Regions from separate parts of the Homo sapiens genome. Here region 1 is linked to region 2. Evidence: chromatin contacts called from ENCODE Hi-C or POLR2A ChIA-PET data. All regions are on one chromosome and are shown on one strand. Each heading gives the region's core, a stretch centred on a gene start or an enhancer-like site at or near the end of the contact. The rest is flanking DNA. Distances are from core to core; before and after follow the strand shown.

Region 1 (3,178 bases), core at 523-3,022, 200 kb after region 2:
CAAATGAAAGTGTTGGACTAGGGTAACTCTTCCCTGCCAACATTCAACATGTGTGACTATCCCCAGAAAGTAACTACGTAGGAACAAGAACATGAGATGCTCCCAGCTGGAGCCCCAAGGGCCATTTCCAAAGCTACCAACAGAGCGTCCTCTGTGTTTCAGTAAGGGTAACTTTCTGCAAAATACAACAAAGATGTTCATGTGAAATAAAGGGGGTGATTTATGTATGAAAAGGTGGGGTGTGAGCCTTGTGAATACCATGGGAAGATGAGGTCCTTCCACTCAGGGAATAGGAGCCCCGTGGTTTGGCCCCAGATGGTAAACAGGAGTGCTGTTTAGTTGAAGAACAGCATGTCCCATTCTGTTCTTTTGGGGAGATTTAAAGCAAGACCGTTTGCAATTGGATCTAATTGATAAGTGTCTTAGTTTGGAATCCCCTGTTGGCACACCTCATATCTTAGTTTAGATTCTCTAGATACAGACCCTGAGACAAAGACTCAAGGACACATCACTTCTTTGGAAGGCAAAAGAAATACGAGTAGAGAAGAAAAGAGACCCAGGGAAAGGAGGACAACCAATATTAAGCAAGTTATCAAGACAGTTACTGCCCTAGGCAAGTGAAGCTTAATTCCACCTGTGTAGAACACATGTCTCAGAGTTATCTTACCTGAAGGATCAGCAACTCCATCTTGGAAGCTAATCCGCCATGTTGGCTTCTGATTAACCCCTGTTCCAAGAAGGCCTCTAAGATTTCTAGTTTATCTATTATTCCTTGTGTAAGAGCAGGTTCTGACTCTATATCCTGTCCTTAGGTCAAACAACCTTGATGTTATCTTACTTCAACTGTTCTACACATCCCTTCTGAACCACCCCTCTCCTATGGTATAGAAGCCCTGGGTCTGGGAGATAATGGAGTGGGGATCCACCATCTTGTCTGGCCACCGCAGGAGACACAGACGTGGCATCTGTTTCTAAGTTTCTATTAAAAGTTTCTTTCTAAGGAACTGAGTATGTCAGCATCATCTCTTCAGCCTCTCAGCTTCCTTGGACTTTGGGGTAAGTTTGCATAGACCTGCCCACTGCAAAACAATCAGGAAGCTGGGGTATTTATACACCACCTCTATCCATTCCTTGGTTGAAGGCAGCTGGAAAGAAGAGAAGGAATATTCATTCTCCAACCTCCTTTAGGCTGCTTGACTCTGACAACCAGAAGAAAAAACCCAAAAAACTCATAGAAAAAGATGCACATACTACCAGTTAGAAGTTGGGCAGTTGGCCAGGCGCAGTGGCTCATGCCTGTAATCCCAGCACTTTGGGAGGCTGAGGAGGGCGGATCACCTGAAGTCAGGAGTTCAAGACCAGCCTAGTCAACATGGTGAAACAAAATACAAAAATTAGCCGGGCGTGACGGTGGGTGCCTGTAATCCCAGGTACTTGGGAGGCTGAGGCAGGAGAATTGCTTGAACCCGGGAGGCAGAGGTTGTAGTGAGCCAAGATCATGCCACTGCACTCCAGTCTGGGCAACAGGGCAAGACTCTGTCTCAAAAACAAACAAACAAACAAAAAAAAGAGCTAGTTACCTTTATGGGCAACTGGGGCACAGTCCCAGAGGGGCCCTCAGGGGATGATGTGGAGTATACCGCAAGATTGTCTCAGGAAGGGTTGGGGAAACTGTGCTGTTTATCCGCAATGACCACTCTCAGCGGTTGAAGGTGGTGCCCGGGGCCAGCAACTCCAGTACACTTCCCTTCCCACACATGTGACCTGCCATGCGCACATGAAGCACACAGGCTCTGGGCAGAGAGATGCGGGTGCCGGAGGTTGGGTATACGTCACCAGCATTTATAGAACTGTCCATCTAGCTTCAGGCAGCTCTCTTGAGTGGGCTGAGGAGGATGAGTGAGCACTGATGCTGGCCAGGAAACTTAGGAGAAGGAGGGGAAAGGAAGAAAGGAACAAAACTAACATTTATAAAGTGCAGGGTAGTTGCCAGCCATTAGCACAGTTACTTTCGTTTTCTGATTCCCATTGTACAGTTGAGAAAAACGAGCTCAGAGAGGGAAAGTGACTTGCTCTTGACTATGTGACAGTTAAGTGCTGGAATTCCAGCTCAGATTGAGTCTACAAAGACAGTGTTCTCTATCTCCCTCTTCCTTTTCTCCTTGTCCTCCTCTTCTCTGCTTTTCTCTCCCTCTCCCTCCTCCCCACCACCTTGTTTATTTTTTTTCCAAATAATATTTAGAGTTACCAAGACAGAAGTCAAGAGGAAAGCTTTCTGGTGTCCTTAAAGATGTGCTTTATGAAAGATAGTTTTCATTTGCTCTTTTATTCATTTGACACATTTATTAAGCACCTATGATACGCAATATATAGAAAACAAGACAGACACAATCCTTGCCCCTTAGGCTTTATACTCTAGCAGGAAAAGGAGGCATTAAACAGCTAAATACACATGGCGAGGAGGGGGTAAGGGAAGCCTAGATGGGGAAGTGGGGGAGTGAGATGGGAACAGGAAGGCAGCCATAAAAAGCAATTAGTTGATTACGTTGTGATACAGGTTTCTCAACCTCCGCATTAGTGAAATTTTGACTGGATCATTCCTGTAGGCTGTTCTGGGCATTGTAGGATATTTAGCAGCGTCTCTGGCCTCTACCCACTAGATGCCAGTAGCATTCTTACCCTGGTTTTGACAACCAAAAATGTTTCCAGACATTGTCAAATGGCCCCTGGGGGGCAAAATCACTCCCAGTTGAGAACCACTGTGGTAAATAAGAAAGGCAGATACGAAAACATGTAACAAGGAAACAGAATCTAGGCATACCCACAAGGAAGTGCCTTTAGGACGAGATCCATGTGACAATAGGCATTAGCCAGGCAGAAAGCAGGAATGGCATCCTAAGTAGAGTAGACAGCATGTGCAAAGGCCCTGTAGCCAGACCTGAAAGGATACTGGAGAACAGAGAGTGGCCTGGTGAAATGGGCAGGGCTCAGTTCACACAGGGCCTTAGAGTCTGAGTTATAAATTTTAGCCTTTATCCATGGTCACTTTTCCTTTTTTTTTTTTTTTTTTTTGACACAGTTTCAGTCTTGTTGCCCAGGCTAGAGTGCAATTGTGCAATCTCAGCTCACTGCAACCTCCGCCTCCCAGGTTCAAGCAATTCTCCTGCCTCAGCCTCCC
Region 2 (3,232 bases), core at 7-2,506:
TCTGATGACCTCGCTGCCTCTCTCCCTCGCGTACTCCCTTCCAGCCCTGATAGCTTCCTGCTGTTCCTCAAGAAGCCCTGGGTCTTTCCACCTCAAGGTCTTTGCAGGTCCCTGGAGCCCTTGTCCACCATGGATGTCCACGGCTCCCTCACCTCCTTCAGGTCTGAGCTCGGATGCCACTCTCGACAGCCACCTTCTCTGACCCTTCCCCTGGCTTAAGTAGCCTCTGCCTGCTCGACAATCTCTCCCTCTACGCCCCTGACCATCCCGTGTTCTTTTTTCATAGGGGGAGGGGAAAGGCACTCCCAGGAGAGTGGACAGTGTGGGCCAGGGCCTGGACGTGTGGGCAGCAAGAGGGTGGGTGAGGGGAGAGTGGTGGAGCCTGGGTGGCTGAGCTTCAGGGGGAGGCATCCTCCAGGCAGGAGTGAGCAGGCCAGGGTCACCCTGACTCCGTCAGCCACTGGTTGTGTGACTTCAGGGAGCTCTCTCTGGACCCAAGAACCTGCAACTGCTGTTGGAGACCCACTAAGTGGACCTGTCATCTGACAGAGGGGGAAACTGAGTCTCCAAAGCTGCTGCTGTGACCTGCTGAAAGGGTCAGCCCAGGGATAGGGACAAACCAGGGGCTTCTAGCAGTCACTTGCACCTCAGTGTGAGTGAGCTCCCTGGATTCTTGGCTGTCTGGTAGCCCCTAGACCCCATGGGGCTTGGGAGGCAGAGTGATGGCAGGGCTGAGCCTGGGGTGGAGTCAGGGCTGTGTCAAGTCCCGGCCCAGCCTCTGTCCCGGCCCCTGGCTCCCTGCAGGGTGCTGGATTGCACAATCATACCACCCACAGCTGTGACCAAGGCAGGTGACACACGCTTTCTGGGAGCCACCCTTGGGCCGTGCAGCCTCGTCACACACACAGGGCCACCGATGGCATGGATGCACCCCGGCACATCCTGACTGCGAGGAGTGACTGCTCCTCACACTGCCACTTCCGGGCTGTGTGACTCTGGGCAAGTCACTTCCCCTCTCTGAGCCTCTTTTCCTCTTCTGTAAGAGGAGGTAATATAGTGCCTGCTCCCCTGGCTGTTGGAGGGATTGACTCTGCCCCCGCCATGCTGGCCCTCTGGCTGGTCCTCAAATGCACCGGGCATGCCCCACCCAGGGCCTCCACCTGCGCCCTTCCCTTTGCTTGGGCCGGCCCTTGCACCTCCTTCAAGTCTCTGCTCAAACGTCGCAGCTCATGAGGCCTTTCCTGCCCCTGACACTCCCTCCTTACTGAATTCCTCCCTGCATCTCTCAGTGCTACCTGACTCATCATGGTTCCTGCTTGTTTTGTCTACCCGCTCCTGGGTGGCAGCTCCATCTTTGTCTCTCTTGGTCATCACTGTGTCCCCAGATCCCAACAAAGCACCTCGTACAAGAAAGTGCTCAGTCCATAGTTGCAGAATAAATGAATGAATGAATGAATGAATGAATGAATGGAAAGTGCTTAGCTCCACGCCCGACCCTTAGTAAGCACCTGAAACCCAATGCCGTGTGGTGGTGTTAGCTTTGGCTCCCGATTTCTAGCCCCATCCAATCCCACCCTCATCAGCCCGGCGCCCGTGCTTTCTCTGCCTGGCCAGCTTCCTGCTGCCTGCACAGTCTCCTCCCTGGGTCAGGACGACCTCTGAGGGAATCGTGGGCCTGCACGGCTGGCTCCCTCTGGCTCTGCCTCCAGCTCCTCTTACATCTCCCGGGGGCAGAGGCTTCTGGGAAACAGGCTTTGAAGCTCCCCTGGGTCAGACCCGCTGGGGCCTTCCTTAGGCATTGCCTGATGTGACCCCATTAGTGAACAAATGGGGACAGTGAGACCTAGAGAGGGGCAGCCATGTCCGATGTCAGGCTTCGGGGCTCCCAAAACATCCAGGGAAGCTTCCAGGACTCTGGCTTCTTTGTTGTTTTTGGAACAGAGCTGAGCTCAGGTGCCTGTTTTCTAGATGACAAAACTGAACCCCGTTACAGGCTTTGGAGCCAGGTTTGAATCTCAGTCCTCTTACTTCCTGGCTGTGTGATCGAGGTTTGTCACTTGGTCCCTCTGAGGCTCAGCTTCCTTGTCTGCAAAATGGCACCCTAATGGTACCCAACTCACGGAGGTGTTTGGGGGGACAAGGTCAGCCATCCTGCAGGCAGGTGGGGTCTCTGGCCTCTCCCACGGGGTCCTGGGACTCCTGGCTCCGGAACCCCCAAGGCCCAGCCCCTCCAGGGCCCGCATGGTTCCCTCCTTGCTGGGATAATTTACAGTCCCAGGGCCATAGCTGCTGTTGCTTTATTTTTTTCCCTTCCCCGACTTCTCCCTTCCTCACCCTGGCCTCACTTCTCCAGAACCAGCTTGTTTTTGTTTTCTGTTTTTACGGCTCCATAAATGAGTCACGGGTCTGATTTGATTTAATTTCGTTGTAATTGTTATCTTTTCAAGCTTGTTTTTTTCCACTCGGTTACTCACGAGACCACAAAAACCTAAACAGGACGGGGCCTTCCCCAGCCCGGCCTCCTGGTCCCCCGGGACTCCGGGCCAGGGTCAGCAGCTCCTGGAGACTGAGGTGGGGTCTGTGGAGCTTCTGTGGGGAGGGACTTGGTGTCCCCAGCAGGACTGGGTATCCCGAGTCCCGGGCTGCAGCTCTGTTGCTGGACAGCCTTGAGAGAATTGTTCGAGCTTTCTGATTTCCCCAGCATCCTCCTTAGCAGGCTTTAGAACAGGGAACCAAAACCCAGGCACCTCTGGGCCAGAAGGTGAAAGGATGAGTAAGGTGGCCTGGTGCTGGCTCCGGTGAACTGGAGAGAACAGGCTCTCCTCAGGGGACGGTGGCCTCTGAGCCAGCAGGCGGCCCGGATCTTCCCATTTAGTAAGAGAAGCCAGAAGTCTGAGATTGTATGTGAAAAGTCCTGATTTTTAAATGTTGGCCAACGAGTCAAATTAAAAACAAATAAACAAAACCTGACTCTGTGGATATCTGTGGCCCCGTGGGCCACCTCTGGTCTAGAAGGTTCCAATTCTAGCTGCGGCAGCCGTGTTCTCAGTCCTTCCACCCTTCTGCCTGAGCAGTCCCCTCTGCCTGAAACTCTCTCCTTCTTCCTCCTCATCTCAGTCACTCTCATTCTCTGAACCTCGGTGTGTCTCCTGTTCGCAGCTCAGAAGAGATGACATCTGCTTCATCCATGTTCGCCTTCCCAAGGCGCCTAGTTGTTCCCAATTCACTTTTG

Evidence for each region. A loop is a pair of places that touch in the nucleus more often than their neighbours do. ChIA-PET counts read pairs that join two places held with the same protein, here RNA polymerase II (POLR2A). Pooled maps may share reads with other maps.
Region 1: a map of Caki2 shows a loop between it and region 2 (2.7-fold over the local background). The contact joins two enhancer-like sites. A Hi-C loop is called at or near these places in 1 of 168 maps with a recorded cell type or tissue (Caki2) and 2 of 50 pooled maps. POLR2A ChIA-PET finds 5 or more read pairs at or near these places in 3 of 52 experiments (K562, WTC11 and activated B cell).

What each region holds. Positions count from the first base shown.
Region 1 is chr20:50,481,864-50,485,041 of GRCh38, forward strand. No RefSeq gene overlaps it. Among named protein-coding and RNA genes, the nearest start is that of PTPN1, 27 kb to the right of the region's middle. RefSeq lists enhancers at 1,919-1,968, 2,009-2,118. Within about 2 kb of position 1,773, at least 38 of the 41 ENCODE cell types and tissues checked have a DNase peak (open chromatin) inside an H3K27ac peak, as active enhancers do.
Region 2 is chr20:50,283,215-50,286,446 of GRCh38, forward strand. No RefSeq gene overlaps it. Among named protein-coding and RNA genes, the nearest start is that of LINC01270, 7.9 kb to the right of the region's middle. RefSeq lists a silencer at 2,653-2,702. Within about 2 kb of position 1,257, at least 28 of the 41 ENCODE cell types and tissues checked have a DNase peak (open chromatin) inside an H3K27ac peak, as active enhancers do.